Linked DNA regions of Homo sapiens: regions 1, 2 and 4 are each linked to region 3. The links are chromatin contacts, found by Hi-C or POLR2A ChIA-PET in ENCODE. All regions are on one chromosome and are shown on one strand. Each heading gives the region's core, a stretch centred on a gene start or an enhancer-like site at or near the end of the contact. The rest is flanking DNA. Distances are from core to core; before and after follow the strand shown.

What was found. Hi-C counts contacts between places; a loop is a spot of excess contacts on that map. ChIA-PET counts read pairs that join two places held with the same protein, here RNA polymerase II (POLR2A). Pooled maps may share reads with other maps.
Region 1: a loop to region 3 is called in a pooled map, with 12 times the contacts of the local background. The contact joins the promoter of NRBP1 here to the promoter of SLC30A3 in region 3. A Hi-C loop is called at or near these places in 7 of 50 pooled maps. POLR2A ChIA-PET finds 5 or more read pairs at or near these places in 3 of 52 experiments (AG04450, OCI-LY7 and PC-9).
Region 2: a loop to region 3 is called in a pooled map, with 2.6 times the contacts of the local background. The contact joins the promoter of PPM1G here to the promoter of SLC30A3 in region 3. A Hi-C loop is called at or near these places in 2 of 50 pooled maps. POLR2A ChIA-PET finds 5 or more read pairs at or near these places in 4 of 52 experiments (A673, PC-9, WTC11 and 1 more).
Region 4: a loop to region 3 is called in a map of naive thymus-derived CD4-positive, alpha-beta T cell, with 5 times the contacts of the local background. The contact joins the promoter of IFT172 here to the promoter of SLC30A3 in region 3. A Hi-C loop is called at or near these places in 1 of 168 maps with a recorded cell type or tissue (naive thymus-derived CD4-positive, alpha-beta T cell) and 6 of 50 pooled maps. POLR2A ChIA-PET finds 5 or more read pairs at or near these places in 2 of 52 experiments (A673 and B cell).

Annotation. Positions count from the first base shown.
Region 1 is chr2:27,424,453-27,432,404 of GRCh38, reverse strand. It overlaps NRBP1 (nuclear receptor binding protein 1), which reads right to left and starts at 3,774. Exons shown (of 18, transcript NM_013392.4): 1 at 3,674-3,774. RefSeq lists an enhancer at 1,588-1,887 and a silencer at 3,257-3,406.
Region 2 is chr2:27,405,416-27,413,190 of GRCh38, reverse strand. It overlaps PPM1G (protein phosphatase, Mg2+/Mn2+ dependent 1G), which reads left to right and starts at 3,600. Exons shown (of 10, transcript NM_177983.3): 1 at 3,600-3,888. The coding sequence starts at 3,769. RefSeq lists silencers at 3,430-3,619, 3,710-3,899, 3,970-4,019, 4,040-4,119.
Region 3 is chr2:27,260,083-27,267,768 of GRCh38, reverse strand. It overlaps SLC30A3 (solute carrier family 30 member 3), which reads left to right and starts at 4,722. Exons shown (of 8, transcript NM_003459.5): 1 at 4,722-4,957. The coding sequence starts at 4,863. RefSeq lists silencers at 2,484-2,593, 3,124-3,213, 4,688-4,757, 4,778-4,957, 5,008-5,167.
Region 4 is chr2:27,484,573-27,491,598 of GRCh38, reverse strand. IFT172 (intraflagellar transport 172) reads left to right here and starts at 1,856. Exons shown (of 48, transcript NM_015662.3): 1 at 1,856-1,984; 2 at 6,096-6,239; 3 at 6,469-6,581. The coding sequence starts at 1,946.

The DNA.
Region 1 (7,952 bases), core at 2,525-5,024, 170 kb before region 3:
TCAGTCCTAAATACTGAAACATTAACTATTCTCCTAACTCTAGTCTAGAAAAGGGGAGCTATCTTAGTTGAAGATGACCCTCCCAGGAATGACAAACACAAGATTTATGGCAGTCTAATCCCACTTAGAGTAAGGTTCAAATCACCAGCAAAATCAGGTGCTCCATTCCTTCTTGGCAAATACTCATCCAATAGGCTTCCCTTTGAATCCCCAAGTACACCCTATTTTTACTGTGCTCAAGAATTAAGCTATGTGTGGACGGGCACAGTGGCTCACGCCTTTAATCCCAACACTTTGGGAGGCCGAGGTAGGTGGATTACCTGAGGTCAGGAGTTCGAGACCAGCCTGACCAACATGGCAAAACCCTGTCTCTACTAAAAATAAAAAAATTAGCTGGGTGTGGTGGCACGCACCTGTAGTCCCAGCTACTCAGGAGGCTGAGGCAGGAGAATCACTTGAACCCGGGAGGCAGAGGTTGCAGTGAGCTGAGATCGTGCCACTGCACTCCAGCTTGGGCAACAGAGTGAGACTCTGTCTCAAAAAATAAAAAAATATAAACTATGTGGGCGCTATTCAGAACAGATGACTCCAGACTCCAAAATGTTTCAGTGAGACAGCCTTAAGGCTAGACCTGTAGCACCCTCAGCCAACTTATCCAGCTGAAACCCTTGGCTAATTTATCCAGCTAGAACTAACCTTGGCATTCACTATCCATCCCTTCTCTACACAGAACAAGCCCACTAGTCCATGGTGAGGCTACCCTTGGGGCACATGACTGGCAGTTGTTAGTGACTTCATCCCTGATGACCTCACCTTTCCTGTGATGTGAGTGTGACAAATGGGTATTGGTTAACAACATTTTTTTTTTCATTCACTCATTTAACAGATGTTTTATTAAGCATTTATTGTGGGCCAAGCACTGGGCTAAGTCCTTGAGATACAATAACAAACAAAATAAATGCCCACATTCAAGCAGCCACAAATTCAAGCCAGAGCTAAGACTTTAAGCTTCCAGCTTTCATTTCATTCACATTGCTCAAAGGCTCTGAAGTTTCCATTCTCTGGGGGACTAGATCTGATATAGGTTATTTATTTTTTGGCAGAGGGGATGGAGTCTCACTCTGTCACCCAGGCTGGAGTGCCGTGGTGCAATCTCGGCTCACTGCAACCTCCGCCTCCCAGGTTCAAGCGATTCTCCTGCCTCAGCCTCCCGAGTAGCTGGGACTACGGGCACGTGCCACCACACCCAGCTAATTTTTTGTATTTTTAGTAGAGATGGGGTTTCACCGTGTTAGCCAGGATGGTTTCAATCTCCTGACTTCATGATCCGCCCGCCTCAGCCTCCCAAAGTGCTGGGATTACAGGCGTGAGCCACCACACCCAGCCTAGGTTATTTCTTACAAGTATAAATAACTCAAGGTACAACTTTTATAGGAAAAAGTATTATACAGCATAACATTTTCAGGGTCATGGGTACTTGAAGAAAAAGAATTATTGAGAGCTAAATGCCATTAACTTGTACAAAAAGTCACAAGACAACCACTTAATGTTATTTCATATCTCTAAGAATAAAGACTGTGAAGGAGTTGGAACCTGTGTGTGCTCAGCTCAAGAGAGTTCTCTACAGTATGAAAGAGATACCCTGGGCCAGGCAAGCTGGCCCACGCCTGTAATCCCAGCACTTTGGGAGATGGTGGCAGGCAGATTGCTTGAGCTCAAGAGTTCGAGACCAGCCTGGGCAACAAAAAAATACAAAAATATACAAAAATTAGCAGGGTGTGGTGGCGCACGTCTATAATTCCAGCTTATTCAAGAGGCTGAAGCACGAGAATCACTTGAACTCAGGAGGCGGAGGTTGCAGTGAGCCCAGATGGCGCCACTGCACTCCAGCCTGGGTGACAGAGTGAGACTATGACTCAAAAAAAAAAAAAAAAAGAAAAAAAGAAAGAAAAGAAAAAGAAACTGATACCCTGGAAACTAAATGTGCTCCTCTAAGTTCAGAAGTCTCCAGTCAACACACCAATCTTTTGAAAAGCCCACATTTATTTTTAGAACTCTCTGATGCCCATTTGTGCCCATCTCTGCCCCCAATCTACACTACGTTTAACTCAACTCAGGAGATTTTTATTAGAAGACAGTCTAGTAAATACCAAAGAGCAATAGGCAGTACAGAGGAAATCTGGCAAGATATTCTTTCCCTATGTTATTTTCTAGATCCTGACTTATTCTAGAGAGATTTGCCAGGCGCGCTGGCTCATGCCTGTAATCCCAGCTACTTAGGAGGCTGAAGTGGGAGGATCGCTGGAGAGGGATTTAACTCAGCCAGCCAGGAAAGCTACTATCTGCCTGTTTTAGTAATCTACCAGAAAACTTCTGTTAGAGATCATGTTCCTTCTTCTGAAAAGTAGCTAAGAAAATGGTAAGACACTATTAGTTACTTCCTTGAGCAGCTGCATTCACTGAATGCATCTAAAATCTGAACAACTAAATAAAATTCCCAGCCAGACTACAGTAGGAAATAACAGTAGAATTCTAATACAGGAAAGCTGTAGCCAATGGGCTCCAGAGAAACTTCTGGACCGAGGACACAAATAACTAATCCACAGTAGGGCACCACAGGAGACACCAACCCTTCATCAGAGATAGATGCCCTTGGAATTTGCTTATCCCCCCCACCTTCCTAATTTTTGTGACTTTTTATCCCTTCCTAATTTTTCCTTCGCAGGCAAAATGAGGGCAGTGCCCAAGATTCTCCAGCACTACTCCTATTGATGAAGAAACCTCTGCGACACTGGGAGTTTTGTCTCGGAGCCGCTGAGAGGTTTTAAAGAGATAACACATGGAAAAGCTCATATACTCCCATAAGGGGATTCTCGCCGCCTCCAGCCACCCTGAGACATGCAGTGTGTTCACTTTGGAGTAATGCAGATCGCCCTGCAAAGTTTTTCCCCGACACTTTCGTTTATTGGACAGCAGCCCCTCTGCGTGTCAACTCCTCTGCAAGAGCTCACGGGCCCAGGCCTCTCAGCTGTCCTCACCCTGAACGGACCAGAGGGCCTCTGAGACCCGCAGCACAGTCCAGTCGGAAATAAAACCGCTCTGGGGAGGAACCCGGCCCCTAGAATTTCACACTCCAACAGGTCGCATGCCCTGCGTCTGGAAGGCAGCCGCGGCCCGCGCGGGAACCAGGCTGGGGCCCAGGGAGCCAGCGGCGGCCACCTCATCAAAGGCCGGACCGACAGCGCAGTCAGGGGCGCAGGCCACGCCCCCGCGCAGTCTGCGCACCTCCCCGCGAGCAGGCCAGGCCAGGCCGCCGAGCTTCCGCAGGCCGCCGGGCCGCGACCGCCGCCCCCGCCCCCGCCCCCACCCGCCGGGCCCCGCCTCTCGCAGCCGGAGTTCCAAGCGAACGCCAGGGCCTCCCGACCCGCGCCCGCAGAATCCCGGGGCGCCGCCGCCAAGCCAGAGACGCCAGGGAGGGCTAAGCAGCGACTGCGGGGCCGAAGCGGCCCCTCGGCTCCAGCAGGCAGGGCCCGATCGGGCCTGGGCTACTGAGTGAGCAGGGCCGCCTTCAGCACCCGACTGGCGGGTCCCACCGTCCCGGGCCTCGGAGGCCGATCCTTCCGTCCTCTCGCGAACCCCTCCCTCCCGGGCCCTCTTTTCCCTGGGCGCTCACCTCCCGACTCCGCGCCCCGCAGCCTGCGCTTCAGCTCCAGCTCGGGTTCCGGGGCCCCGGATCACAGCGACTCCCTCACAGCTGCGCTCCGCAGCGCAACCGAACTGCGGGCCCCGCCCTCGCGGCGCCCGGACCAACGATGGGCGGTGCCGCACCGCCGGCAGGTTTCCATTGGGTGACGTTCTGGGTGGGCGGGGCCCGGCCCTCGGGCGTTCGCTGGGGTGGGCTTCCACCCGCTCTCCTCCCCTTGCGCCGGTCCGGCCGAGACCTCTCGGAGGGGTCGATGTTTTCGGTCCCAGCTGGGGCTCGTCTCTCTGTCCACCCCACCGCCCGGTCCAGGTGCCCCAGATGGTTCTGCTGGACGCAGAGAGGGCCTCCTACCTCTTCTTGAAGGCGCCATGACAGTTCTAATGCCTGGAAAAGACAAAAGGAGCGAAAGACATAGCCTCAGTCCGAGAGGAGCGCCCCCACCCCAGCCCCCGCCTGCATTATTTTGGAACGAGACTGGTGTGCAGGACGCCAATTCTCCGGAAAGCTTTTAAAATTTACCTAACACTGAAAATTAGTAGTTAACGCTTGGTGATTGCTTAGCACTATTTGCTTAAACTTTGTAAGAGGTTTTCACAGATGTTATTTCATTTGATCCTCATAAGAACGAACTCATTGAAATTATCATTCAATGGTAGTTGACAAATGCAAAAACCTGAATCAGAGGTATTAAGCTATTAACCGAAAGTTAAGTTGGTAAGAGCCAAGTCTAGAATCCGAAACAGTAAATTTCATCAAAGGAGACTACGTTGAGAAGATGTTTGGAAAGAATTTAGATTGGTTTCGAGTTAGTGGAAAGAAAAGATGATAAATTCTTGGTGAGCTATTAATCTGCGAAAACTAAGCGCGGAGCCTTCAGGATGGAAGTTCACTCTGCCCTTAGACGTGTATGATGGAGGGAAGATGATGAATCAATCAACAGAACTTGGAAATGTCACAATCACCAAATTTTACTGTCATTAAAGAGAATCTCTAATCCTGTTTCACTGGGAGAAAGGACAACTGGCAGAAACCCTCTCGTTTTCTCATCATCTCAAAATACTCGTTTTTAAAACCAATCTTTCGGCCGGGCGCGGTGGCTCACGCCCAGCACTTTGGGAGGCCGAGGTGGGCGGATCACTTGAGGTCAGGAGTTCGAGACCAGCCTGCTCAATGTAGTAAAACTCCGTCTCTACTAAAAATACAAAAATTAGCCGGGCGAGGTAGCACATGTCTGTTCTCTCAAGCTGCTTGGGAGGCTGAGGCGGGAAGATCACTTGAGCCCAGGAGGCAGAGGTTGCAGTAGGCCAAGACTGCACGACTACGCTCCAGCCTGGGCAACAGAGTGTGAGAATCCGTCTCAAAAAAAAAAAAAAAAAAAAAAAAAAAAAAATATATATATATATATATATATATATATATATATATATATATATGTATGTATGTTTTACCCTTTCTTCCTTGATTCTTCTATCTTTGGAAGAGGGGGGCTCAAACACCCTTTTTAAAATCTGATGTAACTTATGGGCCTTCTCTTGTACTTTAAAAAATGCACTTACCCAACAAATTTAGGATATAATTTCAGGAAACTGAGGTTAAGAATCTTTGCTCTGGGCTGGGCGCGATGGCTCATGCCTGTAATACCAGCACTTTGGGAGACTGAGGCGGGCGGATCATTTGAGGTCAGGAGTTCAAAACCAGCCTGGCCAGCATGGTGAAACCTCGTCTCTACTAAAAATACAAAAATTAGTCAGGCGTGCTTGTGGGCGCCTGTAATCCCAGCTACTCAGGAGGCTGAGGCAGGAGAATCACTTGAACCCGGGAGGCAGAGGTTGCTGTTAGCTGAGATCAGGCCACTGTACTCCAGCCTGGGCGACAAGAGCAAGACTCCACCTAAAAAATAAATAAATAAATAAATAAAATAATTTCTTGGTTCTAATCTCAAAGGAAAAGATTAACCTTTCCTTCCTGTGGGCTCAAAAGCAATTGGAACACCTGGCCCAGGGTAAACATTCATTAAATATCAGTTCATGTTATCATTAGAGTTTCCCATTCTCTTCTGCCTGGGGCTTTATCATTATCAACCTTCCGCTTTCAACTAGGTCCTTTCAAGTATGCATGGAGGACCCTTTGGCATCCTCTAGCTCTCATTTTTAACCCTTCATTACATTTAAAATGATCAAATACTACCTGCATTTTCACCACCTCATGTATTTATTTTTTCCTGCTTATAAAAATAATTCATGCTCATTGCCAAAAAACAACGCAAAAATATTCCCAAAACTATTTTAGTATAATGTAATATTTATATAGTAGCTTCTATGTGTTAGGCACTTTTAATTGCTTTATGACAACAATGCTGACAACAGTAATATGAATATTAACAATTTCTGTAGAAAGTGAAATCTCTTATAATCCTACTTCCCCCGATAATTAAGACTTTGGTGTATTTTTTTTTTTTTGAGGTGGAGTCTCGCTCCATTGCCCAGGCTGGAGTGCAGTGGCACGATCTTGGCTCACTGCAACCTCCACCTCCCAAGTTCAAGAGATTCTCCTGGCCTCAGCCTCCCGAATAGCTGGGACTACAGGCGTGTGCCACCATGCCTGGCTAATTTTTTGTATATTTAGTAGAGACGAGGTTTCACCGTGTTAGCCAGGATGGTCTCGATCTTCTGACCTCGTGATCTGCCCACCTTGGCCTCCCAAAGTGCTGGGATTACAGACATGAGCCACCGCGCCTGACCTTTTATTTTTATTTTTCTAAGTATATATTCACATATGTGTATATAATTTTAAATGAAAACAAGTTTATACTACATAACCTTTTTCACTTTTTTCTATGGCAATGCACATGGCCCTACTTTAATTTTTTAACCACTACTTTAATTTTTTACTTTACTTGGGTTTTTTTTTGTTGTTGTCTTTTTGTTTTGTTTTGTTTTGTTTTTGAGATGGAGTCTTGCTCTGTCGCCAGGCTGGAGTGCAGTGGCGCAGTCGTGGCTCACTGCAACCTCCGCCTCCTGGGTTCAAGCGATTCTCCTGCCTCAGCCTCCCTAGTAGCTGGGATTACAGGCACGCACCACCATGCCCAGCTAATTTTTGTATTTTTAGTAGAGATGGGGTTTCACCATGTCGGCCAGGCTGGTCTTGAACTCCTGACCTCGTGATCCGCCTGCCTCGGCCTCCCAAAGTGCTGGGATTACAGGTGTGAGCCACTGCACCCAGCCTTTTTTTTTTTTAAGACAGGAATCTCACTCCGTCACCCAGGCTGGAGTGTGGTGACTCAGTCTCGGCTAACTGCCACCTCCACCTCCCAGGTTCAAGCGATTCTCGTGCCTCAGCCTCCCAAGTAGCTGGGACTACAGGCATGTGCCACCATGCCCGACTAATTTTTATATTTTTAGTAGAGAGAGAGTTTTACCATGTTGCCGAGGCTGGTCTTGAACTTCTGAACTCGGGCAATCCGCCCGCCTTGGCCTACCAAAGTGCTAGGATTACAGGTGTGAACCACCGTGCCCGACCCTTTACTGGTTAATTTTTAACCAGCAGAATATTCCACTGTCCAAATATGCCAGCATTTAATTAGTAACTACCTGTGGACATTGGGATAACATTCATCATTTATTATTATAAATAAAGCAGCAATGAGCATTTAGCTACATATATCTTTTTTTTTTTTTTTTTTTTTTTTTTTTTTTGTGAGATGGAGTCTCACTCTGTTACCCAGGCTAGAGTTCAGTGGCACAATCTTGGCTCATTGCAACCTCTGCCTCCCAGGTTCAGGCGACTCTACTACCTCAGCCTCCTGAGTAGCTGGGATTACAAGCATGTGCCACCATCCCTGGCTGTATTTTTAGTAGAGATGGGGCATGGTGGCACACGCCTGTAATCCCAGCTACTCGGGAGGCTGAGGCAGGAGAATGGCGTGAACCCAGGAGGTGGAGCTTGCAGTGAGCCGAGATTGGGCCACTGCACTCCAGCCTGGGTGACAGAGCGAGACTGTCTCAAAAAAATTTTTAAAAAAAGGCACCTGGCCACGGTGGTTCATGCCTGTAATCCCAGTACTTTGGGAGGCCAAGGTGGAATGATCACTTGAACCCAGGAGTTTGAGACCAGCCCGGGCAACATAGTGCGACCCTGTCTCTATAAAAGAATTTTTTTGGCCGGGTGCGGTGGCTCACACCTGTAATCCCAGCACTTTGGGAGGCCGAGGCGGAAAGATCACGAGATCAGGAGATCGAGACCATCCTGG
Region 2 (7,775 bases), core at 2,351-4,850, 150 kb before region 3:
AGGATGGTGAGGGGATAATCTTCATACTCTTTCTCCTTTTTCACCTCTTTCCATGATCCCCCTTAGTATCTATCTCCCCTCTCTGTAACATTATTGCTCTCCCAGTGCGTTACTTTTTCCTTGAGTCATATTGTGTGTGTGCGTGTGTGTGTTTATATAGTATTTTTAGTAGAGAGAGGGTTTCACCATGTTGGCCAGGCTGGTCTCGGACTATTGACCTTAAGTGATCCGCCTGCCTCAGCCTCCCAAAGTGCTGGGATTACGGGCGTGAGCCACTGTGCCCAGCCTCGAGTTATATTTTCTTTTCCACTTTTTTTCTTGTCTGTTTTTTTCCCATTTATTTTCAGGCCACCTCCTATTTTTTGTGAACACAATTAAATGTGGCTTCCATTCCATATTTAGCGTGTATGTATGGACACTTAAACAGCAGTCTTTTGTTGAATAATATACAACATTTATGGATAACTCAGCACTTTACATTCAATTCCTCTTATCCTTAAAGCAGTCTTGAAGAGTAGATGCTGTATGTCTGTCTTGCAGATGAACTTAGCCTAAGAGGGAATAAGTAACTTGTGAAAGATCTCATAGGTAATATGTGGCAAAATTCATGCTCTTTAAACAATGTCACATTCCATTCTTAGGAAAAAACAAAGTCCAAAAAGAAAAAAAAAAAGAAAGAAAAAAAAGAAGGCGGGCATAGTGGCACATGTCTGTGGTCCTGGCTATTTGGGAGGCTAAAGTGGAAGGATTGCTTGAGCCCAGAAGTTCAAGACCAGCCTCAGCAACATAGCAAGACCTCATTTCTTAGAAGAAGGAGGAAGAGGAGGAGCAGAAGGAGAAGAAAGAAGAGGCTGAGTAATTTTTGTTGTTGCTGTTTTGTTCATTTGTTTGTTTTTTGAGACAGGGTCTCACTCTGTCGCCCAGGCTGGAGTGCAGTGACACCATCTCAGCTCACTGCAACCAAGGCTGAGTAATTTTATATGCTCCCTCTACACTGCTTTGGTCAGAGATCTCATCTAGGTTCCTGGCAACCTGCAAGCCTAATTAACATCTTTTCCACTTTCATGGCTTAACTCCAATCTAATATTTTCAATGTTTTTATATTAGTTGTCACCCTAAACTGAACCACTGTTTTCCCCCCAAAACTAGCATCCCCTCAAACTGCACCTTTTTCTGTTAATGGCTCCACCACATTTTGTTATGCAGAGTCAAAATCTTGGTGTTATTCATTCATTCAACAAATATTTAAATATTATTCAGCACATACAACTTTGCAAGGGATGCTGGAAAACACAATGGTAAGTTTAATGGAACTTCTGCCTTCATAAAGGCTTATATTCTATCAGGAAAGACAAACAAGTGTGGACCCAAACTAGTATAGTGATAGTAGAGATTTCCTGGAGAAAGTGATGGTCAAGAGGGGTGTGGAGAGGTGTGCTCCATGGGTAAAAGTGTAAGAGAAAGCATGGCTTTAGATGCACCCAAAGACATTGCTGAAGCAGAGTTGTAGGAGAAATGGAGAGTTAAAGAGAGGCATACGTGAATCTGGATGATTAGCATGAAGGGTCTTGTAAACTATAAGGAATTTGGACTATCGGAAGAGCATGAAGAAGCCATGATTAGTTTTATCTTTTTAAAGAATCTTTTTTTTTTTTTTGAGACGGAGTTGCTCTGTCACCCAGGGTGGAGTGCAGTGGCGCCATCTTGGTTCACTGCAACCTCCGCCTCTGGGGTTCAAGCTATTCGCCTGCCTTAGCCTCCCAAGTAGCTGGGATTACAGGAGCGCACCACTACGCCTGGCTAATTTTTGTATTTTTAGTAGAGACGGGTTTCACATGTTGGCCAGGCTGGTCTCGAACTTCTGGCCTCAAGTGATCCACCACCCCCCCTTGGCCTCCCAAAGTGCTGGGATTACAAGTGTGAGCCACTGTGCCCGGCTGAAAAGAATCAATTTTGTCATAGTTTGGAGAATTTCTCCTTTTCTCTCCATCCCTTGAATGCAATTTATTACCAAATCTGTCTTATTTGTTATTGTCTAATTTGTCCTTTCATCTGGATTCCCATTGCCACCCTGCGTGGTACCACCTTACTCCCAGCTCTTCTCATCTCCTGCTTAGAGTAAGAGCTCTCTAACTAGTAGCAGTGCCCCAGGCCAGGCGCGGTGGCTCACGCCTGTAATCCCAGCACTTTGGGAGGCTGAGGCGGGTAGATCACGAGGTCAGGAGTTCGAGACCAGCCTGGCCAACATGGTGAAACCCCGTCTCTACTAAAAATACAAAAATTAGCCAGGCGTGGAATCCTAGCTACTCGGGAGGCTGAGGCAGGAGAATCGCTTGAACCTGGGAGGCGGAGGTTGCAGTGAGCCAAGATAGCGCCACTGCACTGCAGCCTGGGCAACAAGAGCGAAACTCTGTCTTAAAAAAAAAACAATAGTAGGCGGGGTGCGGTGGCTCACGCCTGTAATCCCAACACTTTGGGAGGCCGAGGCGGGCGGATCACGAGGTCAGGAGATGGAGACCATCCTGGCTAACACGGTGAAACCTCGTCTCTACTAAAAATACAAAAAATTAGCCAGGCGTGGTGGCGGGCGCCTGTAGTCCCAGCTACTCGGGAGGCTGAGGCAGGAGAATGGCGTGAACCCGGGAGGCGGAGCTTGTAGCCTGGGCGACAGAGCGAGACTCTGTCTCAAAAACAAACAAAAAACAACAACACAACAGTGCCCCAGACTCTCTCCCTCCAATGTACACTGCATACAAAGACTAGACAAACGATGCCAAAGGTTACACCAGGACGACAATGAAGTCCAAGTCACTCATCTTGGCGCTTCTTTTTATCAAGCTAGCTAGTTAATATTACCACTTACAATCATTCTCCGAGTCCAGCCAGCTTCCTCAGAAATCCTCCCCAAATGCAGTTCACATTCTTCCCTCACTCCTCCAAACCTTATAACATTATTCCCTTTTCCTGTGGCATAATGCAATCCAGAGGCATCCTCTCTGAGAGCCTACATCCTTTCAATCCTCCAAGAAACAGCTCCTCCTCCCATCCTTGAGCTTTTCCCACCCAGAATAGGCTGTACCAAACATTTCTACATTGTATTAACTCGAATTATATCACAGATCGAGGTCTTCGCTTTCAGAAAAGACTCACATTCTTCTCATATAGGCCTCGCATGGCCTGGCCAAGTACTTCCTAAGCTCGGAACAAATACTGGTCAACTTTAATTGAACCAAATCGGGCGGGGTTTGCGGAGTCTGAGAGTGCAACGTTGGGGAGAGGGGGATGAAAACACTGGAGGACGGGCTGAAAGCGTCGAGTCCGACACAAAAGAGGCGTCAGACAAAACGCCAAGAGGCTGGGGACTGGGAACGAAGGAAGAGGTTCTGCCAGAGGCGACCTGCCACCTGCGCGAGGAAGCGGAGTAGGACGGCGGCCGTTGGTGGGCGTGGTCGCGCTAGTCTCGCGGGAGCGGCCGTTGGGCGGGCCGTTGTCCCTGCGGGCGGGGCGAGTTGCTAAGGAAATGACTGCCCGCAGCGCCTGGCCCCGCCGCGCAGGCCGGGCGGGGTCTGGAGCGGCGCCGTTTCCGCTTCCGCTCCCTCACAGCTCCCGTCCCGTTACCGCCTCCTGGCCGGCCTCGCGCCTTTCACCGGCACCTTGCGTCGGTCGCGCCGCGGGGCCTGCTCCTGCCGCGCGCACCCCCGGGGCTTCGGCTCCGGCACGGGTCGCGCCCAGCTTTCCTGCACCTGAGGCCGCCGGCCAGCCGCCGCCATGGGTGCCTACCTCTCCCAGCCCAACACGGTGAAGTGCTCCGGGGACGGGGTCGGCGCCCCGCGCCTGCCGCTGCCCTACGGCTTCTCCGCCATGCAAGGCTGGCGCGTCTCCATGGAGGTGAGGAGGCAGGGGCCCATAGGCTGGCCGCTGCGGGGCGGGAATCTGACGGAGAAAGAGAGCGGGGGATGGGGTCCTCCCCTGGGAAGGGTCCCAATTGGGAGCCTGCGGCCGCAGCGGCCGTTTGCGGGGCGACAGAGACCGCGGGGTCAGGGCCGAGAGGGAGCTCCCGATGCTTGGGGACCGTGTGCCGGTGGCCAGTGGCGGCGAGGGCTCGGCCATGTGGGAAGAGGCACCTTCCGCCCACTGACCGCCCTCTCCCCGAGCTTTGGCGCCATCCTCTCGTGCCAACCTAGCCCTCCAGGCTCATCAACGGTGTGAGGTTTAGTGTGGGAGTAAAGACGCAAATAGGGGCTATTTATTCATTTGTTTTTCAAGGGAGAGGTGAATAGATGTGAATAACTTTTTAAATTTTAATATTTAAAATATCTGATGTGGGAAGCCTCTTTTGGCTAGGAGTTTGACAGTGAAAGGAACCCCGGGCAGAGTCTGTTTCACATTTTGGTTGCCTGGCCTTGGGCTCTTGCATGTTAATTTCAGAGGCTGGACCCGACCTCCAGGAGTTGTCACTCATTTGCACTCTTTTCAGGGCCTTTTACTAACTTCGGAAAACTTGAATTATGTCAGTCCCTAGGTTTTCCTTTTTATTATGCTTCGTTTTCTTTCTCTCTTAGGATTTCTCTAAAACTTAATCAGTAATTCTCATTTGCCTGTAATTGTAGTTTATAGTTTCTTTGATTGTAAGTCATTTCATCAATTTTTTTCATCACAACCTACCTACAAAGGGCTTTTCTAGAAAATTTTACTCTGGACAAAAGGGGAAAAGAAAAATATTGGGGGGAAAGTAGTAGTATTAGGTAAAACTTGATGTGAAACTACAAAAGAGAAGAGGGAAAACTGCGGTAGGGAGGAAAGGGAGGAAGACGGGTTAACCGTGGCTTTGTGAAGAGCATTCTGAAGTCTAGGCAAAAGGGCCAGGGAAATACTCTGTCTGGTATTGAGGGTTTCTCCACCTACCGGGTGGGCTTCAGGTAACAGCGAAATACTGTCTCCCTTGGGAATTGTTTCAGATCCCTCGCTCCTCCCTGTGGTTAGCTCTGGAATGACAGTATGAACTTAAATGTTTTGTTTTCCGATTCAAATTTTATATTCATAACTGACCTTAATAACAATTTTATAATTAGGTATAAAATTTCAGGATTGGAGTGTATCCTATAGTTCATCTCATCTGCTTTGGCTCCCTTTTTTTTTTTTTGAGACAGAATTTCGCTCTTGTTGCCCAGGCTGGAATGCAATGGCGCGATCTCGGCTCACCGCAACCTCCGCCTCCCAGGTTCGAGCAATTCTCCTGCCTCAGCCTCCCTAGTAGTTGGGATTACAGGCATGTGCCACCACGCCTGGCTTATTTTGTATTTTTAGTAGAGACAGGGTTTCTTCATGTGGGTCAGGCTGGTGTTGAACTCCTGACTTAGGTGATCTGCCTGCCTCGGTCTCCCAAAGTGCTAGGATTACAGGCATGAACCACCACACCCTGCGGCTCCCACATTTTATAGCTAAGAAATTGAGGCCCAGAAAGGTTAGGACACTGTTTTGGTGGAAAGAATTTGTAGGATCAGATCGTTGAAGACACTAGACATTGTTAATCATCTATGTCAAACTGAAGCATAGCATTCATATTTCACCACCATACACAGTATAACTATTTGGTAGATGTAATTGTCTATTAGAAATATCTAGGCTGGGCGCAGTGGCTCACGTCTGTAATCCCAGCATTTTGGGAGGCCGAGGCAGGCAGATCACCTGAGCTCAGGAGTTCGAGACCAGCCTGGGCAACATGGCAAAAACCCTGTCTCTACAAAAAATACAAAAAAATTAGCTGGGCATGGTGGCACCCACCTGTAGTCCCAGTTACTTGGGAGGCTGAGATAGAAAATCACTTTGAGCCTGAGAGGCAGAGCCTTCATTGAGCCAAGATCGCCCCTCTGCACTCCAATCTGGGTGACAGAGCGAGACGCTGTCTCAAAAAATAAATGAATAGGCCAGGCATGGTGGCTCATGCCTGTAATCCTAACACTTTGGGAGGCTGCGGCGGGCGGATTGCCTGAGCTTAGGAGTTCGAGACCAGCCTGGACAACATGAAGAAACCCCGTCTTTATTAAAATACAAAAAATTAGCTGAATGTGGTGGTGCGTGCCTATAATCATAGCTACTTGGAAGGCTGAGGCAGGAGAATCGCTTGAATCCCAGAGGCGGAGGTTGCAGTGAGCCAAGATCGTGCCACTGTACTCCAGCCTGGGCGACAGAGTGAGACACTGTCTCAAAAAAAAAAAAAAAAAGAATAAATAAATAAATCTGGGTATAGTTTCGTAGGAAAGTCTTTTTGTAAAGTAGGTAGTCAAGAAGTTCCATTTCCATGGCATTTTCTGTTAACGTTGTGAGATTTGAGGTGAATATTCCATCTCGCAGTAAAACGTTTCTTCCAGGTTTCTCATTTAATATTTTTCACTTCTCTGCTGTTGTTTTTTCATTTCTTTGGTACCCTTCTTTCTACTTTTACTTACGGATTGAGTTGCTTGGCTACTCAGTGTTTCACGTTGGTTTGCCCAGTGATTCCATACTATTTGCTGCTTCTCTGTAGGGCATTTCCCTTTATTTTTGGTTTCTCCTCAATTAGAAAATGATTTTTTTTGTCAGGGACGGTTTAGTGTGTAGAGATCTTACTAGACTATTCCTTACATCCTAATCTTCCTCCTGAGAGATAACTGCTTAGGGTATTAAAATCTTGCTAATGTGCTGTTTCTGAAGTTGCCCTTGTTTGAATAAATATGCCTAATCAATAGTTAAATATGCCTAATCAAATCCTCTTGAAGAGTATTGTTTGGGATCCTATTCTGCTTCATTGATAGTGTTCCTTCTGGCTTTTTTTCTCTTCAAAGTGTAGCATAGTTTCTTTGCTATTGCAAGAAAATAACTATGAGTTCTAGCCTCTTCCCTGAATCTTATCTTTCCAGAAAATATAAAGTACTCCCATTCCTCTGAAGCTTTAGGGCTTAATCCAAAAATTAATAAAGTTTATTTACCCTATTTGCTTGGTCCTAATGCTTCATTTGAGGTAAGGTTATCATACCACTAAAGGTTGTTGACATGCTGACTGATGGATAGATTTAGCCGTAGAGAGGACTCTTGAGACAAAAATGGCAATCATCAATAGCTGGCATTTTTACTTTCTGCCTGTTTCAAGCTTCTCTTCCTGTGTGACCAGGGTGTTGTTGTTGTTTGTTTTGTTTTGTTTTGTTTTTGAGACGGAGTTTCTATCTTGTTGCCCAGGCTGGAGTACAATGGCATGATCTCGGCTCACTGCAACCTCCGCCTCCCGGGTTCAAGCGATTCTCCTGCCTCAGCCTCCTGAGTAGCTGGGATTACAGGCATGTGCCACCACGCCTGGCTAATTTTGTATTTTTAGTAGAGATGGGGGTCTCTCCATGTTGGTCAGGCTGGTCTCGAACTTCTGACCTCAGGTGATCGGCCCGCCTCTGCCTCCCAAAATGCTGTGAGCCACCATGCCCAGCAACCAGGGTGTTTTGAGAAAAGGTAATCAAAATACCACAGGCCAGTCGTGGTGGCTTAACGCCTGTAATCCCAGCAGTTTGGGAGGCCGAGGGGGGCAGATCACCTGAGGTCAGTTCGAGACCAGCCTAGTCAACATGGTGAAACCCCGTCTCTACTGAAAATACAAAAATTAGCCAGAGGCCAGAGAATTGCTTGAATAGGAAGGCCAGTGAGCCGAGATCTCACCGCTGCACTCTAGCCAGGGTGACAGACTCCGTCTCAAAAAAACAAACAAAAAAACCACCACAGTTGATGTTCTCCTCCTTCCTCCTTTCTCC
Region 3 (7,686 bases), core at 3,473-5,972:
GAGACGGGGTTTCCCCATATTGGCCAGGCTGGTCTCGAACTCCTGACCTCAGGTGATCCACCCACCTCGGCCTCCCAAAGTGCTGGGATTACAGGCGTGAGCCACCGCATCCAGTCAGGTTGCAGTTTTTAAACGGACAAGCAGAGAGGGCCTGGCCAGGTGATATTTGAGTCAAGACCTGAAGCATGTGAGGAGGTAGGTCATGAGCACATCTGGCAGAGTGCATTACAGCTGGTGAGATAAGCAAATGTGAAGGCCCTGGGGTGGGAGCATACCTGGTGTGTTGTAGGACTCACAAGAAGGCCAGGATGGCTGGGGAATGAGGTGGGAGAAGTGTGAAATGAGATCAGAGGAGCTAAATTCCGTAGGACCCCTTGCAGGCCATTAGAAGGACTCTGGCTGGTACTCTGAGTGTGATGGGGAGTGACAAATCTGATCTATGTTTACCTAACTGCTTGGTTGAGAATAGACTATAAGGCAGTAAGGATGGAAACATGGAGACCATGGAGGAGGCTATTGCAGTAATCAAGAAGACAGATGATAGTGGTTTGGACAAGGGCGGGATCAGGATTTGCTGACAGCTTGGATGTAGAGTGAAAATAGAGGAGTCGAGGATGACCCTAGGATGTCTGGCCTGAGCAGATGGGAGGATGGAGTTACCATATTCTGACATGGGAAGACTGCAGAAAGAGAAGGTTCAGGATGGCGTGACAATCAGGGGCTCAGTTTTAGACTTATGGAGCTTGATAGGCCTGCCTACCAGACAATAAGGAAGGGATGTCAAGCTGACATGTGGATATATGAGTTTGGAGTCCAAGTGAGAGATCTGAGAATCACCACCAAACACATGACATTTATTATTTATTTATTTATGAGATGGAATCTCACCTGTCATCCAGGCTGGAGTGCAGTGGCATAATCTCAGCTCACTGCAACCTCTGCCTCCCGAATTCAAGTGATTCTCCTGCCTCAGCCTCACAAGTAGGTGGGACTATAGGTGCATGCCACCACACCCAGCTAATTTTTGTATTTTTTAGTAGAGATGGGGTTTCACCATGTTGGCCAGGATGGTCTCAAACTCCTGATCTCAAGTGATCTGCCTGCCTCGGCCTCCCAAAGTGCTGGAATTATAGGTGTGAGCCACCAGCCAGGCTATTTTTAATCCTTTTTAATAGAAAAATTCAAACCCATACAAAAATAGAGAGAATGGTACAGTGACTCTCTATGTACCCAGAATCTAGCTTCAACAATCATTACTTTCTGCTGTTATTGGATAGTATTTAAAGACCAGAAACTGGATGATAGCTCCATGGGAGTGAGTGTGGAAAGAAAAGAGAAGAGAGTGACCAAGGCCTAGGCTAATTCAGCAAGAAAAGATTGAGAAGGTGGGGAGGAACCAGCAAAGGGGACTGAAAATAAACAGCCAGTGAAGTAGGAGGAAAACCAGATTATGGTAGCCTGGAAGCCAAATGATGAAACAAATAATTCCCAAGTAACAATTTAGTTACAGTATGATCAGTGCTGAAAGAAATAAACAGTGTGTTGACCCAGCATGGTGGCTCACACCTGTAGTCCCAGCACTTTGGGAGGCTGAGGCAGGAGGATCACTTGAGTCCAGGAGGTCGAGGCTGTGGTGAGCCATGTTTGTACCACTGCACTCCAGCCTGAGCAACAGAGTGAGACCCTGTTTCCAAAAAAAAAAAAAAAAGAACAAAACAGAAAAAGTATTGTGCGATGAGAGTGTATGACATGAGAATTAACTTAGTGTGGGGGCCAGAGAAGGCCTCCCCGAGGCAGTGACATTTAAGCTGTTGCCCTCCCTCATTCTCCCTGTGACCAGCTAAAATCCTACCTCCTCCATCCTGCTTCCACTCAACTAGCTCCTCCTTTCTGGGATGGCTTAATTGAGGACAGTGTGGCAGCCATTAGTGGGGTTTGGGGACACAGATGAGAAAGAAACAATTCCTGCCTTCAGGGAGCTTGCCCTGTAGCAGGGAGACAGACAAGCAAAGGACTTCATCACCATGAGGTGAGTGCTGGGATCAGATAAGCACAGTGTGAGCCTTGAGAGAAGCAGGGAGGGACACATACCCAGTCTGGGAGAAGTCAGGAAAGGCTTCCTGGAGGTGACATCTGAGTGGAGCATGGAGTAGAAGTTGGACCTCCAGGTTGCCTCCTCTGTCCATGCTCTTCAGCTTGGCTTGCACTTGTCAGGTGTTAACTCTTGTCCACATGCTTACATTTTAAAATTTGCCTGAAATCTCCAGCCCAGATTAAATCCTGACCTCAGTGCAGAGAATCGCACTTGAGGCCTGGCATTCGCGAGGACCCTTTGCAAAGATGTTCACAGGGCCATTTGATAGCTCTTTGAGGAACAGGTGGAAGCATCCTGTTTCGCCGCCAAGCTTTCCTTACATAAATTTTCAAGTGAAGGTTGGTATTCCCACCGCCGGCGCCCTCGGTTTCTGGAGGCGGCACGTTTGGCCACGCGCTGCGAGGCGCCTCTGCCTTCCCCGCCTGGTGGCTCCCGGCAGGGGCGGGCAGGGCACGTGAGGGCGTCTGCGCCCCCTCCTGGCACTCGGTGCTGCTGGCCGCGCGGGCTGCCCGGGAAGGGAAATCCCGGAGGAAGCCATTGTTGTTATGTCCCCTGTTGTCGTCATCGGCTGAGCCGTGCCAAGAATCCCTTTCCCCGCATAGGACCCCGCAGTTTCTCCCCATTCTCGAGCTCACCCGCCAGGGTCACTACGGGCCAGGCTGCCGCATCCGAGCCGCGGAGTGCGCGGTGGCCGCTGCGCATCCCAGCTCCAGGGTTCTCAGAATTGGGGAGAGCCCTAGGATGGGTGCGACGCTTAGAAAACCGACGGCGCCGGGCCCGACGTACCCAGAGCCCTGGCATAGCTAAGCAGGGACTTGGGTTCCACCTTGGCTCTGATAAGTAGCCCGAAAAGGTGAACTTGGCCGGTGGTTTCCTGCTCTCGCCGCCTCAATTTGCTTCCCTGTGACCCGAGGAGAAACAGAGGTCCGTCAAGTCCCGCGCCTTAAAGGGAGGTTAGAGGGAGAACGACCCCCTCGCTCCCTTACCCCCTCACCCCTCATGGGCTTTGGACTGGGGAGGCTGGGGGCTGGCGCGGAGGAGAGGCTGGCGCAGCCGGGGGTGGGGACGGCGCGGAGGGCGCGCGCAGCCCCTGTGGCTCTCCCGTGCCGCTCTGCAGCAGCGGCGCAGGACAGTCCCTTCGCACGCGCCGCCCGCACACCTTGGCACGGGCCAAGCCACACTCTCCCCCGCCGGAACAGCCAGCCCGCCGCCCAGCTTTCCTAATCCGTTTAAGCCTCACCTCCTCCGCGAAGCTCTCCCGGGTTAACCCCATCACTTCCAACCACTGTATCTGGCACGTGCTCCCGTTTTTGTTTTGTTTTGTTTTGTTTTTTTGCAAGTGCACTCTTGGGCTCGTTGGAATAACAATATCGAGGGTAGGTGTCTGTCCCCAGAAGCCTAAGTTCAGGACGCCCAGTGTGTTCTGAAGGATGCGGCTGATGAGTTTCTTGCCTGGGCTCACTAACCATTCCCACCCTCCACGCTTCCCCATCCCTGCTCACTCGCTCCCCTCCTCCTACGGACCCTCCTCTTCACAGACTGTCACAGCTTCGAGTGCACAATCCTCTTCCCACCCCCTCCCATTCTACAGTGGCGGCAGGTGCGAGGGGAGAGAACATTGAGCATTTGAAGCTTCGACTTGAGGCTCGGCCACCGACTTTGCTGTAAGTCGCTCCCTCCCCTGGGTTTTAGTTTCCCCCAAATGAGGCAGAATGCGGTAATGTCCAGGAGGGCGCTGCAGGTGTGGAGGATGGGAATCACTAGCTGACACGCTGCCCCGCTGCCCCTCAGCCCCTCTCCATAAACAGTGGCCGTGACACCAGATAGGCGGCTCGACTTCACTGGACCCCCGCCCGTAAGAGAACTGTGAGCGCTCTCCAGTTGCCAGTGCGGCGTCCAGAGCCGGGGAGGGAAAGAGGATGGGGGTCCAGGCCGGGCCCTTTATTCACAGCCTGCATGACCTTGGACTCTTCTTCCTCTGGGTCTCAGTTTACTCATTTGAAAAGCAGGGATAACAGTGGGTTGAAGGAGAGCAGGAAGCTTGTCACCCAATGTTTCTGTATAAAAATAAATGATCATTCGCGGTACAGTGATTGGCAGCAGACTGGGCTCGTGAATTCCGACCCCAGATTCTCCGTAAAGGGGTTTCTGGAGTCCCTGGAATCTCCCTGTGTCACCGCTCACCTCATGTTCTTTCTGGTTCTCTGGAGATAGGTAATGGGTCCGCTCCTGTTTCTGCCTCCGCGTGAGGGTTGCGGCCACAGGGTGACGGCGTGGTGGGCGACACCCCCGCGCAGGCATGCACAGAGTGGTGGTCGTTGGGCGAAGGTTGGTCGTGAGGTTCTTGGGCTTCAGGAGCGAGGCTTGGAACCGGTGGGCGGGACTGTGTGCAGAGGTGGGGCTAGCTCGCCTGGGGGACGGGGCTGTGGAGATGAGGAGTTCTCCAGAACTCGGGTGGCGGGGCGCTCCCGGGCTCTGGCGCGGGGAAATGGGGCTTTGGCAGTGGGGGCGGGGCTTAAGGGTGGGGAGAGGCCGGGGAGCCTGGAGGCGGAGCTTGGGGAGCTCGCCCCACGCGGGGCGGGGCTCCGGCGGCAGCGGGATCTGCAGTTCGGACTCCGCGCGCCACAGTCGCTGCAGTTCGCTCCACTCTGGTGGCCCCGCCGCCCTGCGGGGATCCCGGGGGTCGGCGGGCTGCTCGGACTTGGCGCGGGGCCGGCCCGGCCTCTCTCTTCCTCGGTGGGGCCTAGACGGTCGGGGCACCGGGAACATGGAGCCCTCTCCAGCCGCTGGGGGCTTGGAGACCACTCGCCTGGTGAGCCCCCGGGACCGCGGTGGCGCCGGAGGCAGCCTGCGTTTGAAGAGGTAGGACAGACCTGGGCTGGCCCTCGGCCCGGGGGCGCCACCCTACTACCCTCCGTCCATTTCGTTGTCTCTCTCGGCGCGGGCCCCGGCGGCCGCCCCAGCGCACCGCGGGTCCCTCGCTCCGCTGCACCCCGCTTCATCCCCTCTGGCCACACGGAGCGCCCAGCCCTACACAGCCGGCTACGCCTCCTCCCGGCCGCCTGACTTCCTCGGGTGAAGCGGCCTCTCACTCCCCTCCGGCCGGCGTCCCAGGCCGCCGGACCCCTCCGCCACCCCCGCGGCGCCTGCCTTCCCTGGGAGCAGCTGCCGCTCGGTCGGGCCGGAGCCCTCGCCCGGTGCGCCAAGGTCCGCATTGCCCCGGGCCCAGGGCGGGAGCGCCTCGCTGCCCAGGCTTCAGAGCTCCCTCTGTAGGCCCCGGGGGCTCCCCTCCGCGCGCCCCCTCCAGCCGCGGCCAGCTGTGGGCGCCGGGGCCCGAGGATGGGCCGGGCTCCGCGCGGGTCTTGCGGGCCCCTGGGGGGCGGGCGGCCGCCGGGAAGCGAGGGGGCGGCGAGGAAGGAGCAGGTGCGGTCTGGGCAGCGGGGGTATTCCCGGCTCCGCACAGACGGGGCCGGGGGCGGCGAGGTGTGAAATGAGGCGCGCGGAGCGGCCGGGACAGCGGGCCGGGGGTGGCAGGAGAACCGCCAACGCGCCCCGCCGGCCCCCGCGCCTGCCGCCACCGTCCACCTGCCCCTCTGAGCGGCCGTCCGACCTCCCTGCCCACCCCCGTGGGCCATCTTGTCTGTCGGCTGACCGTCCGTTTGTCTCCGGAATTTGGCAGGGTCTCCGGCTTTTTCTCTTCCCCCACCTCTCTCAATCTTTCTGTTTCTCTCCTAGTCCCTTTCCCTTTGTCTCTGACGTGGTGCTTCTGTGTGCTTCTCGCTCTTTCTTTGGGTGGGGGCCTTCAAGCTGGGTTGGGGGAGGGGGTGAGCAGAAGAGAGCTGGACCCCTTCCTGCAGGGGCCTGCAGAGACGCGGTGGGGGCTCTGCCGTAGGCCTGGCATCTCTTCAGGTGTCCTTTTGATTTTGGTTCAGCCCCTGCTACGTCACCCCTCTTCCCCGCTCAATATCGGTTGTTGGTTGGGGGTTTCGGAGGGCCAGGGAGAGGAAACAGCCTTTCCTTGTCTCTAAACAGCATGTAGCCACCCCACATGCCCACACCCCCACACACCAACAGCCAGGCTTCCTTAGTGCCCAAATTATGCAGAACAAAAGGGAGCAGCCTGTTGATGGGTGGCCACCTTGATGACTGGCTGTGCTGTGCCTTACAAGGCCAGGGAATGAATGTTGCCCACTGCCCCCAAAGCCACCCAGCCTCTGCGCTTCAGACTCACATCTCCAACTCCAGTCCATCTTCACTCATATGACCATTAGTCACCGAATCCTGCAGCATTTTCTGAAAGGCATTTCCTAACCTACCTGCCCCTCCAGGGAAGCTCTGGCCTGGTTTGTTCTAGACCCCTCCATTTCCTCTCTTCTCCTCTCTTCCTCCCATCAGCAAGGTCATCTCAGTGCTCAGGAGATATTTGTTCAAGCAGTCAGTGTATCTCCCTTTATGTTCCTTTGAGCCCATCACTTTCCTCCTCAGCCCTCCCCTGACACTTCACGCTTAGACTCCAAGCCACAAACCTCGTCTTTGTCATTCTACATGTCTGGAACACCCTTCTCCAACTAGGTCTCATCTCCTTAAACATACCTTTCTCTGTGAAGTTCTCCGAGCCCGCTGTGAGGGAGTGCTCCCTTCCCTGCACCCCAAAGTGCTTTGTTCATAACCCTCCTAGCATCAACCTGTCCTTATGTAGTAAGCCATTTGTTACAATCTGTCTTTCCCACCAGACCAGGCTTCATTATGTGTGCTCTGCCTGGTGCACCTCATTGAATGAATGAGGATCGGTTTCACAGCCTCCTTCACCACGCCATCTCCTCTGGAAACACATCCAGAATCATACACGCCCAGATTCTAAGTCTTGGATGGGGCTTTGGAAATTCAAGAAATTAATCTACCAGTATTTCAGTTCTCTGTACAAGCACCAAATGTTCCCCCTACCTCCCTCAAAACTCAGTTCACCCACTTGGCAGAATTGTCTTTAGCCAGAAGGCCCCAGACATCCCGCCCCACTTTGCTGCTATGATCACATTTCTATCTGGAGCCATCGTTTTTACTTGTGGGTATTCTTGTCACACCTCCATGAGTATTTCTAGTACTGTATTTTCTATTCAGGTCCTGAATTCTGTGGAAAATTCTGTCCTTGCTGGGTTCAGGTTGGGTAGTGGTGGGGCTGAGAATTGGACCAGAATGGACTTAGCACTCAGCCTGACCTCACTCAGCCTCTGGCATCCCCAGGTGAGGTCCCAAGCCCCATTCATTTGTCAAGGGAGACTTATGGTACCATGCAGTTAAGGTGGGCTCTGCTGGGTGCTTATAGTCGGACTGAAGTCCAATTAACATGCTCCTCCCACTGCCATCCTCAGCCATAGCAGGCTGCACCCCTTCCTCCCATGACAACCCCAGCTCTGGAATCTAGCCATCAGTTCTCTGTGCCCGGAATCAGACTTTTTGGCCCCAATGTCCCGCTCGTCTCTTAAAGGGCCACACTTCAGCTTCATGTCTAGGGAGGGCGGGGGCAGGATCCAGGAGTGGAGGTTCTGGGAGGTGGGCCTGGAAAGGAGGCACACCAAGGCCAGGAACACATG
Region 4 (7,026 bases), core at 607-3,106, 230 kb before region 3:
CATCGACAGCACAGCTCCTCACCACTTACTCTTCTGACTCCTCCATCAACCCTGGGCTAATGGTCAGAAAAGGACTAAGCAGTGTCTTGGGGACTAATGAAAGGACAGCTACACTCATGGATTCCTTGGTGCCACATGCTCCTATCCTATGTGTTCCTGTGTCTGTTCTTCCCTCTTTTGCATTCCCTTTCATCTCTGTCTCTGTTTAGTCAGTCAAAGTCAGTAATAACTGTAATTCATAAATGAGTTTATATTCATGCTCTGCCACCATATCCAGAGGAGGATTCTGAAAATAAAACTGAGGGGTTGGGACTCCCCTGTCAAAATAATTCTCATTTGAGCTCTGAGGCCTACTTGTTTCCTGTGAAAATAGGGGCTGTCCTCTGCTCTTTCCTATTTTCTAAGGGGTGGTTGGTGGCCATGAGACAAACACCTGTTGACACTTGCAAACCACTGTGGGGGAAGGCTTCTGGACCCACAGTCTGTCTGGAGAGCATATGTTACACTTCCTGGAGAGTTACAGATCTTCCCAACTTTGGATCATTTCAGAGCAGGCTTATGAATAACTCCTTTCTGCATTTCAATCTCTCTGGTATGTTAGAAGATAGGCCAAAAATTCTGAACGGGACTCCAAAGATCAACAAGTCAGTCTCTTTTCTACTTAACCAATCTCTAACCCCAGGTATCACAAGACAACCTATCGGGTGAGCCAAGTCAGGTCTGCCCTCAAAACTGAACCACAGGCCGAGAACGGTGGCTCACGCCTGTAATCCCAGCATTTTGGGAGGCCAAGGCGGGCAAATCACCTGAGGTCGGGAGTTTGAGACCAGCCTGACCAACATGGAGAAACCCTGTCTCTACTAAAAATACAAAATTGGTCGGGCGTGGTGGCACATGCCTGTAATCCCAGCTACTTGGGAGGCTGAGGCAGGAGAATCTCTTGAACCCGGGAGGCAGAGGTTGCAGTGAGCCAAGATCGCGCCATTGCAGTCCAGCCTGGGCAACAAGAGTGAAACTCTGTCTCAAAACAACAACAACAACAAACTGAACCATAAAAACATTCCAATGTAAACAGCAGTCTTTAACCCACCATTACCCAATTAGGAAGTAGGGTACCTTACGTTTCTTTGGCAGCTAGTTCCAAAACACTCATCTTCCAGATTCTGAGAATAAATGTCATTTATTGGGATGGGAATGTGACAGGTTATAGTATCGTGGCATGGAGAGAGCGAGCTAGGAGTTGAGAAGGAACATAAAAGCTGTTTAAAGCTACTAACTCTGGGTTGAACTCCAGTTCCAAGTCCTTCGCTGGCTGTGTTAGTTTGAGCAAGTGCCCTGAGTCTCCTGTTATGTAAAATGAGACTAATAATAACGCTATCCCCTTCAAAAGGTGGTTTTGGGATTAAATGATATAAATGCACGTACAATACTTTACACAGTACCTGGCAGACACATACTGAGTATTCATCGTTAGCTATCGTTATTAGCCTTGCGATCCCGTGCAAATCATGTAACCTATTTGGGTACAATTCCGTCAACTGCAGAAGGCCTATCATGGAAACCGCCCTGCTTCCCTCCAGAGTTGTGAGGATTAAGAGAGTGCACTCAGAAAGTCAGGTACATCGAAGAGCGAGACGGACCGCTATGACGTAGGACCTGGGGCTGGCTGAAGGCTTGTGGGCGGGGCTTGGTCTTGAGTTTGCATGCGGCGACGGGATTGGTCAAGGAGAACATTCATGAAGCCCTCTCAAGGGCCCGCCCTAGATCTCACCGCGCTTGCGCACGTTCTGTTTGCTTCGCCGCAAAGTTACGTGTGACCTTGCGACGCGTGTTGCGCTCCGGTCGCATAAGCGTCAGTGCCTGTCGCTGCGGCTGCGTGGCGGGTTGTCCAGGTAACCACGGGAGTTGTCGCTGTCTAGGAGCATCTGAAAGACAGGTGTGCGTCATGCACTTGAAGCACCTGAGGACCCTGCTGAGCCCTCAGGTGAGGAATTGCGTGCCAGTCCCTCCCCCTTATGCTTTATGTTCCAAGAAAAGTGGGGGAACTGAAGTTTAATGATGTTGACCTCCTACTGTGTGCAGAAGGCTGTAAGGGATATAGCGATGATCTGGATCTTGGCCTGTCGATACAGCGTCCAGGAGGCGAGATGCAGGGCTAAGGACTTGTAGCTTTCCTTACATTTCATTCACATCAGTTGTGTACAGGCCCCATGCTGGGGTTCGTAGGAATCCCAAACCACCCGACTTATGTCCCTCCCTTCAGGAGGCTCGTATTAGAGGGTGAGGTGCACATGTAAGCAGCGAGTATGCATGTGCCCATAATTAAATAAGCGCCTTAGGTGCAAGCCCTGAAGGGGGAGTGCAAAGACCGAACCGTGTATTCTGATTCAGGAGAGGCTGGGCACTAGGGGAGGAGCCCTGAAACATGGTGAAGAAAGGGTGGGCTTTGGAGTTAGCACACCAGAATTTAAGTCCTAGCTCCACCACTACTTTCTTATTTTCTTTTTAAAATTTCTTACCTTGTCCTTATTTCAGGTCAACCACTACTTTATTTAACTATTTGAGACAGAGTTTTGCTCTGTTGCCCAGGCTGGAGTGCAGTGGCTCGATCTCACTGCAACCTCCGCCTCCCGGGTTCAAGGGATTTTCCTGCCATAGCCTCCCAAGTAGCTGGGATTACAGACGTGCGCTAGCACGCCCGGGTAATTTTTTGTTTCTTTGTTTGTTTTTGTTTTTGTTTTTTGTAGAGACGAGGTTTCCCCATGTTGCCCAGACTGGCCACCAGTACTTTAAACAAATGACCTGATATCTCTAACTTTAGCCTTTATTATACAATGTCTCGGAGCACTCACCAACTTCTTCATTTGAAAAAACATGAGTACTAATAGCAACTTTAGGGGACTTGGGGAAGAGTTATATAGAGTAATATACACAAAAGAGCATTGTAAACTGAAAAGCAGTGTGAAAAATTGATAGACAAGAGGAAAGGACATTCAAAATTCAAAGGACAGAATAATACAAAGCTAATAAGAATAAGATGTCTGGCCAGGCCCAGTGGCTCACACCTGTAATCCCAGCAATTTGGGAGGCCAAGGTGGGAGGATCACTTGAGCCCAAGATTCCAAGACCTCTACAAAAAAATTTTGACCAGGTGCGGTGGCTCACACCTGTAATCCCTGTACTTTGGGAGGCCGAGGCGGGCGGATCACCTGAGGTCAGGAGTTCAAGTCCAGCCTGGCCAACATGGTGAAACCCCATCTCTACTAAAAATGCAAAAATTAGCCGGGCGTGGCAGCAGCCGCCTGTAATCCCAGCTACTCAGGAGGCTGAGGAAGGAGAATCGCTTGAACCCGGGAGGTGGAGGTTGCAGTGAGCCGAGATCGTGCCACTGCACTCCAGCCTGGGGGACAAGAGTGAGACTTTGTCCAAAAAAAAAAAATTTTTTTTAAATAGCCTCGTGTGGTGGCAAGCACCTGTAGGCCCAGCTGCTGGGGTCACTGAAGTGGGAGGATCTCCTGAGCCCAGGAGGTCGAGGCTGCAGTGAGACGTGATCACACCACTGCACTCCAGCCTGGGTGACAGAGTGAGGCTGTGTCTTAAAAATAAATAAGATGTTCCATAACTGAGTGTGTAATATGTACTGGGGTACCTTAATAAAGAAATTGGGATTATGGTTTATGGATTTACACATACATGGATTTAATCATGGTTCTAGGCCAGGCGCAGTGGTTCATGCCTGTAAACCAAGCTCTTTGGGAGGCCGAGGCAGGCAGATCACCCGAGGTCAGGGGTTCGACACCATCCTGGCCAACGTGGTGAAACTACTAAAAATACAAAAATTAGCTAGATGTGGTGGCGCATGCCTGTAATCCCAGCTACTCGGGAGGCTGAGGCAGGAGAATCGCTTGAACTCAGGAGGCAGAGTTGCAGTGAGTCAAGATCGCACCACTGCACTCCAGCCTGGGTGACAGAGCGAGACTCTGCCTCAAAAAATAAATTAATTAAATAAATAAATCATGGTCCTACCACTTACAAACTGTATATGTGAACTTGGGCAAATTACTTAATCTTTTTGGGCTTCCATTCATCTATCTGTAAAAGGGGGATAATAATAGCATCTACCTCAGTGTTATGAGGTAAAATGAGATTATGCTTGTCAAGCACTTATCAAAATGCCTATTCTATGGTAAGTACTTGTTAAAGGCAAGCTCTTATTATTTTATTCCCTACCTCACTTAATAAAAAAATCTAGTGAGGTACATATTGTAGAGAAAGGAGAATTAATTGATTATGGAAATCAGGAAGGCTTCACAGAGGGTGTGGCATTTGGACAATAGGAGGAAATGAGAACACAGGCCGGGCGTGGTGGCTCACGCCTGTAATCCCAGCACTTCAGGAGGCCAAGGTGAGTGGATCACTTGAGGTCAGGAGTTCAAGACCAGCCTGGGCAATACGGTGAAACCATGTCTCTACCAAAAATATAAAAAAATTAGCCAGGCATGGTAGCACACGCCTATAGCCTCAGCTACTTGGGAGGCTGAGGCAGGAGAATCGCTTGAGCCCAAGAAACAGAGGTTGCAGTGAACTGAGATTGTGACACTGCACTCCAGTCTGGGGGACAGAGTGAGACTCCGTCAAAAAAAAAAAAAGAAGGAAATTAGAACAAAGATAGTTGTGCTCTCTCCTCAGTTGGAGAAAAAAATAAAAAGACAGAGATTTGTGCTCATTGCTCAGCAAGCTGTCCATTGAATCTGTACTTTAAAAATTTCTCCGCCCTAATGGAAAAATTGGAAATGAAATCCTCCTTCAGTCTCTCAAAATAAGATGATGTCATGATGCAGGTAGGGCTGAATGCCCAGAATTGGGCAAAGCGATAAAGCAGGAGGATCAGCAAAGATTGATGAGGAGCCCTCAGGCCTTCTAACCTAATATAATGAAGAGTTAGAGGATCATAGTGATGGTGGTGTGGCTATTTTCTGGTTTGAGGATTTGCAGGAAAATAGACTTTTTACTTCTGACTTTGGAGATAGGTGAGTTTGGAGTGTAAAGTGTCAATGTTTGAAGCCAGAACTCTAGTGTCCAAATAATTAAACAATTGGGGCAGAAGAAAAGCAGAATAAAATGTTTTGTTTTCAAGGAAGGAAACCCTTAGTAGCAGAGCTAGTCCCTTAGGACCAGAGCTAGTGTTGGAAGGGTCAGATCTGGTCAGAATAATTCACCTGGAGATAACTTCTAACTTGGGTTTCTCTGAAGTGGGTAGTTAAGAAGAAAAGAAAGTGGGATTATTCGTCCTGAGTCTCAACTCGTACTCGCCCATCCTGAACTCTCACTGTCTCTCCCTTTCCTTTCAAATAAGCCCAAACTCCTTTGCCTGGCTTCAAAGACTTCCTGAGCTGGCCTGTTTTTCCTGCCTTACCCCGTCTATTCTACTATTTATAAGGTATAATAGTTTCAAATAAACTAAATTACTGTTTCTTGTCCAGAATTTGCCTTTGCTCATTGCCATTCCTCCCATCTCAGATAACTTCCTACTCAACTGCATTCATTCTTCAAAGCTTAATTTTGATAATTTAAGCATAAAATTCTCTCAGGCTTCTCCAAACTATTGTAGTACTTTATACATACTTTAATAGGACTTTTCTATTTTGCACCATCTTATTAGACGTGGAGGCAGGATCTATGGTTTGCTTTTTGTCTCTCTCTCAGCCCCTGGCCAAGTGCCTTGATCAATAAGGTGCTAAAAAAATATTAATTGAATGAATGGCTAATGACCAAAACTTACCAGACTAATTGAATTTATTTCAGTAGCAGACCTGGAAACGAGGAGGCCGTTGCAGGGATTCATTGATACAGTTGACTTAGCACCCTGCCTCTTAGTGCATTTGCATATGAGTCTCTAGAAGCCTGTTGTTCTCACAGTCCAGGATCTGAAGGCCTTGGAGACCAGCATGGGCCACAGGCATCTCTTTGTTTTGAGGATAGAACCGTGACAGGAAGAAAATTGACCAGTATTACACTAGAATTAATGAAGCTAGAAATGCTTTTGGCATTCTAGACCAGCACATGGGTTTGTTTTTACCCCTTTGCCTCTACAGGATGGAGCTGCAAAGGTGACCTGCATGGCTTGGTCCCAGAACAATGCCAAATTTGCTGTCTGCACAGTGGACCGAGTGGTCTTGCTGTATGATGAACATGGAGAACGGAGAGATAAATTCTCCACCAAACCAGCTGACATGAAGGTAAACAGTGTATTCATGTGTACCTTATTTAACCTATTGATGGGGTCTCACAACTTGAAAGACGTAGTCTGCCTTCTAGCCATCAGCATAGGAAATGGCATACCCCACCTTTTTCTCAGTATAAATCCTCAAGCTCCCTTAGGAGCACACATATGCCTTTTTTTCTCTTTTCTCTTTCATGTGTACTCATTACTTCTTTTTCTTTCTTTTTTTTTTTTTAAACTCTTAGTATGGCAGGAAGAGCTATATGGTGAAGGGCATGGCTTTTTCTCCTGATTCCACTAAAATTGCCATAGGACAGACTGACAACATCATCTATGTCTACAAGATTGGAGAAGATTGGTGAGGATAGAGACTGGGAGATGGGATGGCCCAGGAAAGAAGGGGAAGGCAAGAGAAATGCCTCACTGGGGAGGGGAAATACAGGGGATGAGAAGCCAAGCTTGGCCATTGAAGGCAGAGACTTTCTGGAGTCTGTTTTTGCTTTTCTGCCTTCACCTGTCCCACGTGTTCTTCAATCCCATCCCTGGAGGAAACAGTCCAAGGTCAACAGGAGGCCCTGTGAGATCCTGGAAGCCCAGAGTGATGTCACATCTTTGTTATTGTTCTGAAGCTGCTTAGGCTCCCTCATATACCTCCTTTCAGGGCTCCTACAGAGTAGTCAGAAATACTACTGGGCCAGGGAAGAAATCTGCTCTTTCTTCTCTTCCCTCAGCATCATTTTTGGCAATTTGTTTATGGAAGTGGTATTTATTTATTTATTTATTTTGAGATAGAGTCTCACTCT